Linked DNA regions of Homo sapiens: regions 1, 2 and 4 are each linked to region 3. Evidence: chromatin contacts called from ENCODE Hi-C or POLR2A ChIA-PET data. All regions are on one chromosome and are shown on one strand. The core of a region is the stretch at or near the end of the contact, and the rest is flanking DNA. Distances in the headings are between cores, read along the strand shown. Region 1 overlaps ZBTB20 (zinc finger and BTB domain containing 20). Region 2 overlaps ZBTB20 (zinc finger and BTB domain containing 20). Region 3 overlaps GAP43 (growth associated protein 43). Region 4 holds the start of ZBTB20-AS5 (ZBTB20 antisense RNA 5).

Evidence for each region. A loop is a pair of places that touch in the nucleus more often than their neighbours do. ChIA-PET counts read pairs that join two places held with the same protein, here RNA polymerase II (POLR2A). Pooled maps may share reads with other maps.
Region 1: a pooled map shows a loop between it and region 3 (4-fold over the local background). The contact joins two enhancer-like sites. A Hi-C loop is called at or near these places in 3 of 37 single-sample maps with no recorded cell type and 2 of 50 pooled maps.
Region 2: a loop to region 3 is called in a map of cardiac septum, with 4 times the contacts of the local background. The contact joins two enhancer-like sites. A Hi-C loop is called at or near these places in 1 of 168 maps with a recorded cell type or tissue (cardiac septum) and 2 of 50 pooled maps. POLR2A ChIA-PET finds 5 or more read pairs at or near these places in 1 of 52 experiments (OCI-LY7).
Region 4: a map with no recorded cell type shows a loop between it and region 3 (5-fold over the local background). The contact joins the promoter of ZBTB20-AS5 here to the enhancer-like site in region 3. A Hi-C loop is called at or near these places in 20 of 37 single-sample maps with no recorded cell type and 5 of 50 pooled maps.

The regions. Positions count from the first base shown.
Region 1 is chr3:114,583,516-114,586,215 of GRCh38, reverse strand. All of the region lies in intron 6 of ZBTB20 (zinc finger and BTB domain containing 20), which reads left to right. Among named protein-coding and RNA genes, the nearest start is that of ZBTB20-AS5, 130 kb to the right of the region's middle. Within about 2 kb of position 1,300, at least 6 of the 41 ENCODE cell types and tissues checked have a DNase peak (open chromatin) inside an H3K27ac peak, as active enhancers do.
Region 2 is chr3:114,378,881-114,381,580 of GRCh38, reverse strand. It overlaps ZBTB20 (zinc finger and BTB domain containing 20), which reads left to right. Exons shown (of 12, transcript NM_001348800.3): 9 at 641-804; 10 at 1,177-1,364. The coding sequence starts at 794. All of the region lies in intron 7 of ZBTB20-AS1 (ZBTB20 antisense RNA 1), which reads right to left. Among named protein-coding and RNA genes, the nearest start is that of ZBTB20-AS1, 28 kb to the right of the region's middle. Within about 2 kb of position 1,305, at least 19 of the 41 ENCODE cell types and tissues checked have a DNase peak (open chromatin) inside an H3K27ac peak, as active enhancers do.
Region 3 is chr3:115,657,460-115,660,167 of GRCh38, reverse strand. All of the region lies in intron 1 of GAP43 (growth associated protein 43), which reads right to left. Among named protein-coding and RNA genes, the nearest start is that of GAP43, 35 kb to the right of the region's middle. RefSeq lists silencers at 1,232-1,301, 1,482-1,711 and enhancers at 633-1,504, 1,505-2,377. Within about 2 kb of position 1,272, at least 35 of the 41 ENCODE cell types and tissues checked have a DNase peak (open chromatin) inside an H3K27ac peak, as active enhancers do.
Region 4 is chr3:114,452,288-114,454,997 of GRCh38, reverse strand. It overlaps ZBTB20-AS5 (ZBTB20 antisense RNA 5), which reads right to left and starts at 1,405. Exons shown (of 3, transcript NR_121661.1): 1 at 1,358-1,405. The region is part of intron 7 of ZBTB20 (zinc finger and BTB domain containing 20); the gene reads left to right.

The DNA.
Region 1 (2,700 bases), core at 51-2,550, 1.1 Mb after region 3:
TGTGACACTGACCACAGGAACAAATAATTGCTTAGTAATTCTCTTTGAGGTAGAAAATTCTAAACATGGAGGAACCATTTCCCCTTAATGGGAGCCAGAAATCCTCTAAGTGCTTGAAATGGCATTCACAAGTCTGAATGGTAAACAGATAAAAACAGGAGCGCACCAGTTGCACAAATGACTTGCTTGTCACAAACTTGTCATTGCAGTAATCTAACATTTCTTTCACAGAGCCCGATGGAAAGTATGGAACAAACAGGCCCTGCTGACGTTTTGGCTCTGCTAAGCCTTCCTCCGAGCTAAAGCATCTGCAGCATCTTCCTGTTCTAGACCCTTTATCTGCTGAAGTTAGCTGATACTGTACATGTCAGAGAAATGTTTGACTATTGCATTAACAAGTTGATGACAAGCAAGTTATTCCTGCAACTGAAATACTGCTGCTTTTAGCAGGCTGCCATTTTGACCTTCATTTTATTATGCAGAAGAACCCTAACAGAGCAGAGCACTGGGGAGAAACCAGTGTGGTTGCCCCAGGCCCATACAAAGACCACCTGCCTAGGGATTAGGTATAGTGGTACAGGGGGCATACCAGGCAGGTCCATTAGAAGTATGGAAGGGATTCCTTGTAAAACATAAATGTGAATACATTAGACGGTTTCAAAGATTGTTCTTGCAGGGGTAAAATGAACTGCACAGAAATAGATTTCTTCCTGCATCCTCTGAACCCCACACACATGTGCACATACGGCTGTGTATGCTTTATAGAATGATATGAGATGGGAAACTTAAATGAAAATTGTATATACCAGCTCTACACATAGTTTTTGTCAATTGTTGGAGTTCCTGTCATCAGTAGCTTCCCTTAACCTCCTCCTCACTCAGCATAATATCTGGAGTTATCTAAACCTAATCAGACCCATGCTCTTGTCCCCTCAAGAGCACTGTTATCTCCATTAGCCTCCTCATAGAAAATTTAAGCAGCCCTCTCTAGGACATCACCAGTTCATTTCCAACCTCAGCTGCCAGCAGGGAGTACTCCTACACTGTGTAACTTCAGCCTCTCGCCGTTCTGTTTGAGGAAACTTCCTCCCCTCAGGGACCCACACTTGGGGTTCCTCGAGTGTGTAGTCCAGAGGGTCCCAGCCTTTAACAGGAGCCTTGCCTGTAAGAGAAGCCTTGCCTATTGCCCCCTATGGTGTTTTGCCTTTGTTGATGCCATAGGTATATCAGCACTTGGAACAACAGAGAGTTTGCCCTAAGACTTTGGCCTTTTCATAAAACTGAGCTGCTCTTATTCACCAAGGTGTCAGCTGCCTTGTATTCTTTCTAGACGCTTCAGGTCTGTTAAGGGTACACTGATAGTGTTTTGTCTGATTTAAATATTGACGCAAAAAACTTGCATTCTCGTACTTATTTTCTGGCTGGTGCCCCAGGTACTTTCATTTTCAAAAGTTCTGTGTAAAAATGATAATCATTGTCCATCCATGAGAACCACATTTCTTGCCAAAGTGGTGATGAGGCTTAACTTTCTTTTAGACTTGGCAAATTGCACACATTACTGTCTCCAGGGTGAAATGTTTTACTCCCATCCCAAATATCTCTTGATGTAATCTATACCTTAGCTTTGTGGAACAACTACCTCAGAGGACAGGTGGGAAGGGTGTGAGAAGAGAGCCTTTTTTTTTTTTTAACAGAGTTAGGGATATTGTCCCTGGAAAAAGAGGTGAAGATAGTTTGAGGCAGCATTTAAAGTTTCTGCAAAAGGAAATACGTGAATGAACAATTTGAATTGTAAATGGAATTTCATCAGCTTTTTCTTTCTAAAGTTCCTAATAGGATTTCCATAATGATTTTGTGTTTTCCTTCTTAGTAGAACTTAAATGGCAAATAAATGATACACTATTTTTGATTTAGAAAAAAATAAAAATCTTTTCTGTGGGAGCTCTCTTTTTAAATACACATTAGGGGATAGATAATGGCAAACAAAAAAAAGTCTTTCTTCCTATTCAGATGGATAGCTATCAGTGTGTGTATGTCTTTTTAATATTTATTTATTTGCTTATTTGATCATTTATTTGTCTATTTATTGTAAGGAAATTAACAAAGGAAAGAAGAAAAACACCTCATGATAAATTAATCTCATTAGATACGTAGAATTTTAGGGCTAGAAAGGAGTTTGATGATCAAGCTATGACTTTATATCACACTCACTTTAGAAATGTGAATGTATGTGAATTTTGAGACCCAAAGATGTTTAATCAGATGAACCAAGATGCGCAATAGGATTGTGGCAGAGCTCGGCCTAAAACTTTCATTTCAGGCAATACTCCCTCAGAGATTACATTACATTTTTTAAAGCTTTATTTTAAACAAAGACAGTCTCATTTTAATAATTTGCACTGATGTGCTTAAATCTAATAGAACATTTGCTATTATAGTAACTGAGACCTCACATTGGTTACACCAACTAAGGAATATACATTTCAACAGTTTGAAGACATTTCTTTCTAAGCCGTTTCTTATTTGCATAGGGTAAGGAACCTTAGTTAGTTCAATTAATTTTTATCTTTTGTAAGATTTCAAAGAAACACTTGCACCGTTCCTATTTACCTAAAAACATGTTTTTTAAATGAATCTGTTTCTTTAATAAGTATTCACTTAAGTAGGTCATACTGTAACGTTCTTGGTGATAAAAAATCT
Region 2 (2,700 bases), core at 56-2,555, 1.3 Mb after region 3:
AATAAATGCTTTTTCTGGTCATGTCCACATAATGATAGAAAAAGACACAAATCCAAGGGAATTGGAGAAATGTTCAGGAACTATTACTAATAAACCAGTTTGGCTGTGGTCTAGGGTCTGTGTAGTATAAGCTAAGTATTTGTTAATTTCATATCAGTTGCATTGTCCTGGGGAGAGGAGACCTGAGCTGACTGATAGCTGTGCTGTTTTACTTCCTATTCCTGACCCCATATAACAATTAGTAACAATTACTTTCTAATTCCCTTCACCCTTCTCTTCCTCATGTCCCAAACACACAATCACACCCTAAACTCCAGGACGATGCACCAAATCAAAAATCTTAGGCGTAGGATGAGTAAAGAGTTGGAGTAGAAAAATCTCTGCATGACACCTTCCCTCTTTAGCTACTAGAATCTAAGCTCTTCTTTTCACTTTTCACTTGCTACTCTAACAGAAACCTCCCATCACTACCCCCTCATCCGTACAGGCTGCAAATTTAAATTGTGATTTGAAATTTTATTTAAAATAAAATCTTAATAAGAGCAGGAAAGTTGAATGTTCCTTAATGTAGTCCATGAGTAGAAATTTAAAGTTGGAAGGAACCTTTAAGGCCTTCTAATCCAAGCCCTTTATTTTACAGATGAGGAAACTGAAGCCCAGAGAGGTGAAGTGAGGTGCCCAAGGCCACACAGCAAGTTAGAGGCACAGCTAGTACGGTAGCTCAAGTCTCCTGACTCCCAGTCCAGTGCTCCTCCCATTACTCCACGAGTCCTGTCTCTAAGCTTCCTGACAAATGCTAGAACGGTAAAACTTCCACTAGTATTTTTCCAGACCATGTTAAAACTCCTAAGGGGGGAAGAGGGATGCTTTCTTGGATAATGTCAGCCATACGTAGCTCAAGCTGTCTAAAGTTCTGGGACAGGGTCTTTTTATGCAGCCAACAGAGTCCAAATGTGGTGCTGTTTGCTTGGCCCATATGCTTTCATGTGTTCCCAGTTAGGCCATTACTGGAGGGAAAAAAAACAAGAATCAGCTTGTTTTAAAACAAGGGACATACTGGACTCCCTCCCATCCCCCTTCAGAAAAAAAAAATCAAGTTATCTTTAACAGATTCTAAAAATGCCTTTTCCCAAATATGCAGTCAGTTCCTTCAAAGGGCCCTTTGTTTATTTTCAGGAAGAAACCCAAGACAGCTGAAAACCAGAAGGCATCTGAGGAGAATGAGATTACTCAGCCGGGTGGATCCAGCGCCAAGCCGGGCCTTCCCTGCCTGAACTTTGAAGCTGTTTTGTCTCCAGACCCAGCCCTCATCCACTCAACACATTCACTGACAAACTCTCACGCTCACACCGGGTCATCTGATTGTGAGTACACCACTAAGGTGATGGTGTCTTTGCAGTGCTTGGAGTAGTGCTTCTACCCTGGGTTCTGGCTTTTCTACTTTCAGAGCGAGCTCTTTGCATTTGGTCTTCTAAAGCAGCCAAAAGTAATGTGCCACCATTTTCATTCAGCCAATATCTATAAGTTTGCAAAGCTAGAGTGTATTTAAAAGCCAGGTGACATGCCATTTGGCCTTAAAGGGCTGATTAATTACATAAAACACGTTCTTTTCATAACACTAACCCAGAAAATGAAGTTTTGTTGCTGGTATCCATTTATTCTTGATCTGGATAATGGCACTTCCACAATTACTAAATTGAACAACCAAATGTGGACCTCAGAAGGCCAGTTAGACACAAGGAAACATCCATTTTGAAATTACATAACACAAGTCAGATTTGCATTAGTTATTGGAGTCTCATGTAGCTTGGCTGAATTTCTGTCTTTCCAGTTTTTAATTTATTTTGAAGTGGTTAAAGGATAGCATAAATTTACAGAAGAAAAGAGAATGGCTTCCAAGAATTCAGAAGCCACCCAGACTTCACACAGCCAATGAGAATCCAGGTTAAAAATATTTTTTAATTAAAAAAACTGCCTAAGGGCTAAATTTGGAAATGGGCAGCTTAATGAGATCGTCGCTATTGAAATCACTTCTTTGCTGTTTATTTTTGCCATCTTCCCACTAATCTGGGAGTCACTTCTTCTAATTCTATTTTAAGCAAGTTGATAAATCACGTTTAGGAGATTTTTTTCTTTTTCTGAAATGTAACCCAATACTTCAGAGAAAAAGAAACATGTGTGTTGACAATGGAAAGGAATGAAATAACTTTGGAGTCGAATCCAAAAGAATATTCCTTTTAGTCTTAACATACCCAACAACTCTTCTGAACTGATCTCCATAAAGGATGTCTGGTAACATGCAAATAACTGGCATATTCTTCTTTAAAATGAGTAACATAAGACCTGCAAAGTTTTATTTCAAAAATAAAATTTTGTCCACAAAGACAAAAATTATTAGGAAATGAGATTCTAAATCTTTTATTGTTATTTTTCTGACAGAACAAATGTAAAATTCTGCAAAGAAGGCAAGAGACAATGGTCCAGGAGATTCCATTCTCTACTTGCTTCATCATGATAGTCTCTAAAGAGAGGGAAATGAGCTGGCGGCAGGATTGGGGTGAAGAGAGCTTGTTCTATTTAAGGTTGGGCTAAGACCATATTCTAGCCGTCACTAGAAAATGAAAAGGGAAGTAACGTGAGACAAATCTCTGTGGCCTATGTGATTTGAACAGTCGAAGTTGAGGCTTCTATAGAGAAACC
Region 3 (2,708 bases), core at 23-2,522:
TTGACCTGCATGCCTCTATGAACTGTTAAATAAACCACCTCAACAGGAAAGCAGACACCATCCTTTAGGCATCTAATTCCTACCCTCTCAGAATGCAGTAACAAACCCTTCATGATTCAGCAAAAAGCTAAACATTCCCCCAAAGCCTCTGCGATGAAAAAAGTGAAAGATTCTAAAGAAATGTCTCCCTTCACAAGTTTTAAAGCCAAGTTTTTAGCTGTGTTGAAAATCTGAATGGAACTCACTGTCCTAGTTGCGGGGGAGGGGGCTGCTAAAAATAAATAAATAAGATACGCGAATCACTGTTATCCTCTACCACAGTTGGCTTCAACCTATTTAAAAAGAAAAAGAGGTCAGAAAACAGAGAGGGAAGGTTCTAACCCTCATGAGCTTCCTACACTCATCACTGGCAGATGCAGTATTGTCTCTCTACAGCTCGTCTACCCTCGTGGGTCTCTTCAGTCATCAGCTTTTAGGGATGGGGACCCATTCTGACCCTAAGAAGCTTGCTGCCTGACACCTTGCCCCTCTTCCCTTTTCTCTCTCTCTAATATTTTATTTTAATTTTTCGCTCTCCTTTCATGTGGACCTGAAGCCACTTACAGCCTGTGACAAAGCCCATCACATCGTAGTGTTTAATGTTCATTCACATTATTGAATGAATGAACAAATGCATGCTGGTGCCATGTGTTTCCAAGCGAAGAGGAAATCTCACACCAAGTCTAAATTTGGCCACGTCTACAATCATCTCACTTCTTTCCACCTGCTTCGTTTACCCTCCCCCCCGAAAAAGAAACTTGTGTGCAATTGTCTATAGAACCTGCATTTCATAGTGAGAAATGGAAAGTTCAAATGAAAAAGCCTAGAAAACTTTTTAAAAATAGTAATAATCATGAAAGGCCATTGTTTTCCAAATGGGGTCTCTGGCCTTCACTCCTCAGCTGTTTGTTCCTTCCTGTGCTGTCTTCTAAAGACAGAGCATTGCTGTTTAGTTTCCAAAGGTCCGCTTTTGCTGACAAAGAAACCTTCCTGCCGGCCGCTCTTCCACTCCCCTGGCCCTGTTAGAGAAAGAGGCGCAAACAGCCCGAAGAATGCTAAAGTGCTTTTTGCCGCCTCCAAGCAAGGAAAAAGTGGGCGGTACAAGAAGGTTACTTCCAATTGACCCAGCTTTCTCTCCTCTTCCCCACCCGCTGCTTAACCTTGGCTGACCCAGGGCTGCTCAGTCCCCGGAAGCAGGCTGCGGTTGCTGCTGCGGGTGGGAGCTGAAGGCGAGCGGGCCAAGAAGGGCGAAGGAGAGAGCCCGGCGCATCGCCCCTGGGTGCCCTCCTCCCGCGGAGAGACCTGGGGCCCTGGGCTGACGCTTTTGTTCTCCAAGCCCCTGAAAGAAGCAATTATCTCCCAAACAAGAGATTGTGGAGATTCGTTAAAAATGAAAGCGAACTCCCGGGTGTTCGGGGAGCAAGAGGCCTCCCCGGAGGTCTGCGGAGTTGGAGGAGGAGCCCCGCGGACCCCAAGCGCCGTGTCGCTGCCTCTGGGGGGCTCTCCGTGCAGCGGGCGGAGGCCGCGCCACGCCCTGCGGTCCCCAGGGTCTCAGCGGCTGAGGCCACGCCCGCAGCACGGCCGCGAGCCCGCGCGGGTGGGGGCGCAGAGAGCCGGTGACTGACGGCAGCCGGGGAGAAACAAAGAGATGAGATCACACTGCAGAGCCGCCGAGGGAACGCCTAAAGAAGGCAGAAAATGAGACGCGAAAAGGGCCTCATGGAGTCAGAACGCAGAAGGTGGGGTAGGAAGGCCAAGGCAGAGAAACGAAGCCCTGACTTGGAGAAGGGAAACCAGGCAGTTTGTAAGCCCAAGAGTAAGAAGCAAAGTGGGGAGAAGGAAGACAAGCCAGAACCAGCCCTACTTAGGAAAAAAAAACCAAAAAAGTTTGCTTCAACCCTCTCCTCTCCTCTGCTGCCCGTCACGTTGTTCTCTAAACTCTGATGATTTGTGTCAGTTCTTTACATCGTATTTTGTTTTGTTTGAGTCTGGGGTCTAAGGATGGGCTTCAGAGTATCCCTGAAGTAGTGTGCAGTATGTTTGGTTTATATGATTATTTCAGTGTTGAATGCTCATAGCTTTTTTATATGTCTAAGGTATGTAATACCCCGAAGAAGGTTAACTGTTTCTAGGCCGCACCATTGTGGAAAAGAAAAAACAAATAGAAAACAGCTAACATGGAAATGTTACCAGGGATGAGGAATTTAGTAATACCTTGTCTCTTTGGTTAATCAGATTAATACCAGTCATCTAATCAAAATAAACATTTTTGGCTGGGTACGGCGGCTCACGTCTGTAATCCCAGAACTTTGGGAGGCAGAGGTGGGGAGGATTGCTTGAGCTCAGGAGTTCGAGGCTAGCCTGGACAACATAAGGCAATTGTGTCTACAAAATATATTATTTCATATATTATTAATATATGTTACATTGGTTTTGCCTGGGGCTCCTTGAGGCAAGTCACCAAAGGAGCAAGGCCAAATCTCATCACATAAGATTATTAACTAGAAAAGACTAATTTGTTCTAGGGCCATACTTGTACCTGATAGCTTCTCACCCAACTGTAAGTTGATTAAGGGCAGTGACCTTATCTGGTTTGTCATTTTAACAGCAGCTCCTAGCATAGTCCGTGGGACTTAGCAGGTACTGAAAAAATATTTGCGAAAGAAATT
Region 4 (2,710 bases), core at 156-2,655, 1.2 Mb after region 3:
TGGTGTCTCTCTCTCTCTCTCTCTCTCTCTGTCTCTTGCTCTACTGTTTTTTTTTCCTCTCTCTCTCTCCTAAACGTGGTCTGCTTGCTGATGGCAGAATGGCACTCGGAGATTTGTGCATTGTGTCTGGTTTCCTACGGGCAGGCTGACCCAGTGCCTCCAGGGACTTATCAATAGACCACTCAGAAGAGACACAGACAGGAGAGAGGAGGAGGGGTGGGGGGAGAGAGAGAGAATCAATATCAAGAATAGAAGGAGCTCCGAAGCCATTTTTTTTTTAAAGAAGTATCGGGACTTGGGAGAGGGTGACAAAGAAGGTTTTTCAAAGAGGCAGTGGAGGAGGTTCTAATAAATTTGGAAGGAAACAGTTCCCTGTCTTGGGAAAAGGAGAACTCCTGACTGATTAGCATTCACACCAGGTATGAGATGTTCGCTACCCCTTATCACTGTGTCGCAACCGAGATGGAAAAGCCTTTTTTTTTTTTTAGGAGACCGAGGGAGCATGTATTTTGCTGTGTTTGTTGTTGGGGGGTAAGAGGGGCGGCGTGAGAAGCTGTGGGCATTTGTGTATGAGAGCAGAAAGAATGGAAGCAGTACAACGGGGGGTGGGAAAGAGTATGGAGTATGTTACTGTCTTCCCTGTCTTTGTGCACCCCTGGGGGGTTACCCAAGTTCATTTCTAGCAGGTGGATTTAGACGGGAGTTACTTAACGCTTGACCGCCAGTTTTGAAAAAAAAGAAAGAAAAAAACGCTGCTTCCTATGTCTATTAAAGGAAGCTCCAATTTCTCTCTCTCTCTCTCTCTCTCTCTCTCTCTCTCTCCCTTCTCTTTTCCTCTCTCTTCCTCTCTCTCTTCCTCTCTCTCTGCCCCCCATCCCTCTTCCCCTCTCTCCCTCTCCCTCTCTCTTCTTTTTTTCCTCTTCTAACCAGACAGCGGGAGGGTTTCTGGCTCCCAGCCAGCCCAAAAGCCTCTAAGTGTTTTGCACTTGTTTCAGGGAGTAGCTGCCCGGGGATTTTTCAGCATTTTCACTAGAGAACAAAGAGTTCTTTACAAAGGGAAGGGTGGGGGGGGGGGGAGTGAGCTTAATGTCTGATATATGTTTTTCTATTTTTATTAGTTTTTCGCCTAAAAAGAAAGAGACAGGAACAGAACATTCACTCTATAAAGACACAAAGACATTCAAAAGAAATCCAGTTATCTTTTCTCCCCATCATCCCAATATATACATATATGTACATGAAAAAATTAAAAAGAAAAAGACTAGTTAAGTTGCATATGTTGCTCTTTTCTCCTCTTTTAATCTTTCCAAATCCAACTGTTCTTATGCTCACTTTATGCTATTTTTTTTCTACTCACAATAAAAGTTGTTCAGGATGCATCTTCTCTTATCATGTCTTTACCCTTTCTGGGTCGCCAAAATCTTGTGGAAGAAAGAACAAAAGTCCATCAAATAATCAATTTGGTGACTAGAACATCTTCTACTTTTGCCACTTGGGTAAAAAGTTAATTATGGAATTTGGGTTCCCAAAATACCAATGGGGTACATCAGTTCATTCGATCTCACAAGTTTTTGCATCCATCTGTTTAAAAGGTACCACTTGTGTCACTTGTCAGTTATTAAGAAAAGGTAGTAAGGGAGCAGATATTTGTATTTTATTTTTGTTTCTAATTATGTAAATGACAAAACCCCCAGAGAGATTTCTTGCCCCTTCTATGATACACTAGTTCATGCAAAATATAGTCTAGATGGAGATTTTGTCAACGATTCTGATTGCCACGTAGCTTTGTGTTCTCCATTTCAATTTTTGCCTATGCATGTATATTTTTACCATGAATTTGTGTTGTAGCAAACATTTCAGAATGCTTATCATTTTCAAATTAATGCTCCAACAAAAGCAAAAAGAAATCAGATGTGAGCTGTATGTGTAAAATGTAGTAAACAATTTTATCTTTTATATATGCTGTACATTTATATCTTTATGCTAATATCCTGGATTTGTAAACCCAAGATAATGTTTTCTTTCTTAAAGTTCTCCTCTTAATGCATTTATATGTTGATTGTCACTTAGAAATCTTTTTAAGGTACATTATAGACACGAAACTAAACAAGGGGAACAATTCTCAAGCTCTACAAAAATCCTTAAATATATATTATGTACCATTCCTAACTACAGATAACTGTTTTGCTAAGTAGAAAACAGCTACAACAGTTGTTTCAAGAATCAGAAACTCTTTTCTTTTTTTTTCTATTAACTGAAAATAAAATCTATTCATATCCCTGGGGAGGGAAAATGTAGGGGAAAATATAGATATATACATTTTCCATAATTATAGAATGCATTTATGTAACTGCTTCTTAAGGGTGTAATACATATCAGGGCAGAGTGTGATGCTCATCAAAAAACCCTCCTGGCTGGGAGGTGTGAGTGCCTTATGTTTGAAGTAACTTGATAACAAGGAGTCTTTTCGGGAAACCTTACTATGTATGTGTTGCCTCAGTAATGATCCTCAGATAAAAAACAAGTACTAGGTGGCCAGTGTTAGCACTTGAACTCACTGAAAGATATTAGAAGTAGGGGAACTTTTGGCAAATCCAGAATTTTCCAGGGTAACTCACTTCTTACACTTACATGTTTTCTTTAGGAATATTCTTGAATTGCTTTCAGACTTTTCTGTATTTTTGTAGAATTTTTTAATGCTTTTAATAGT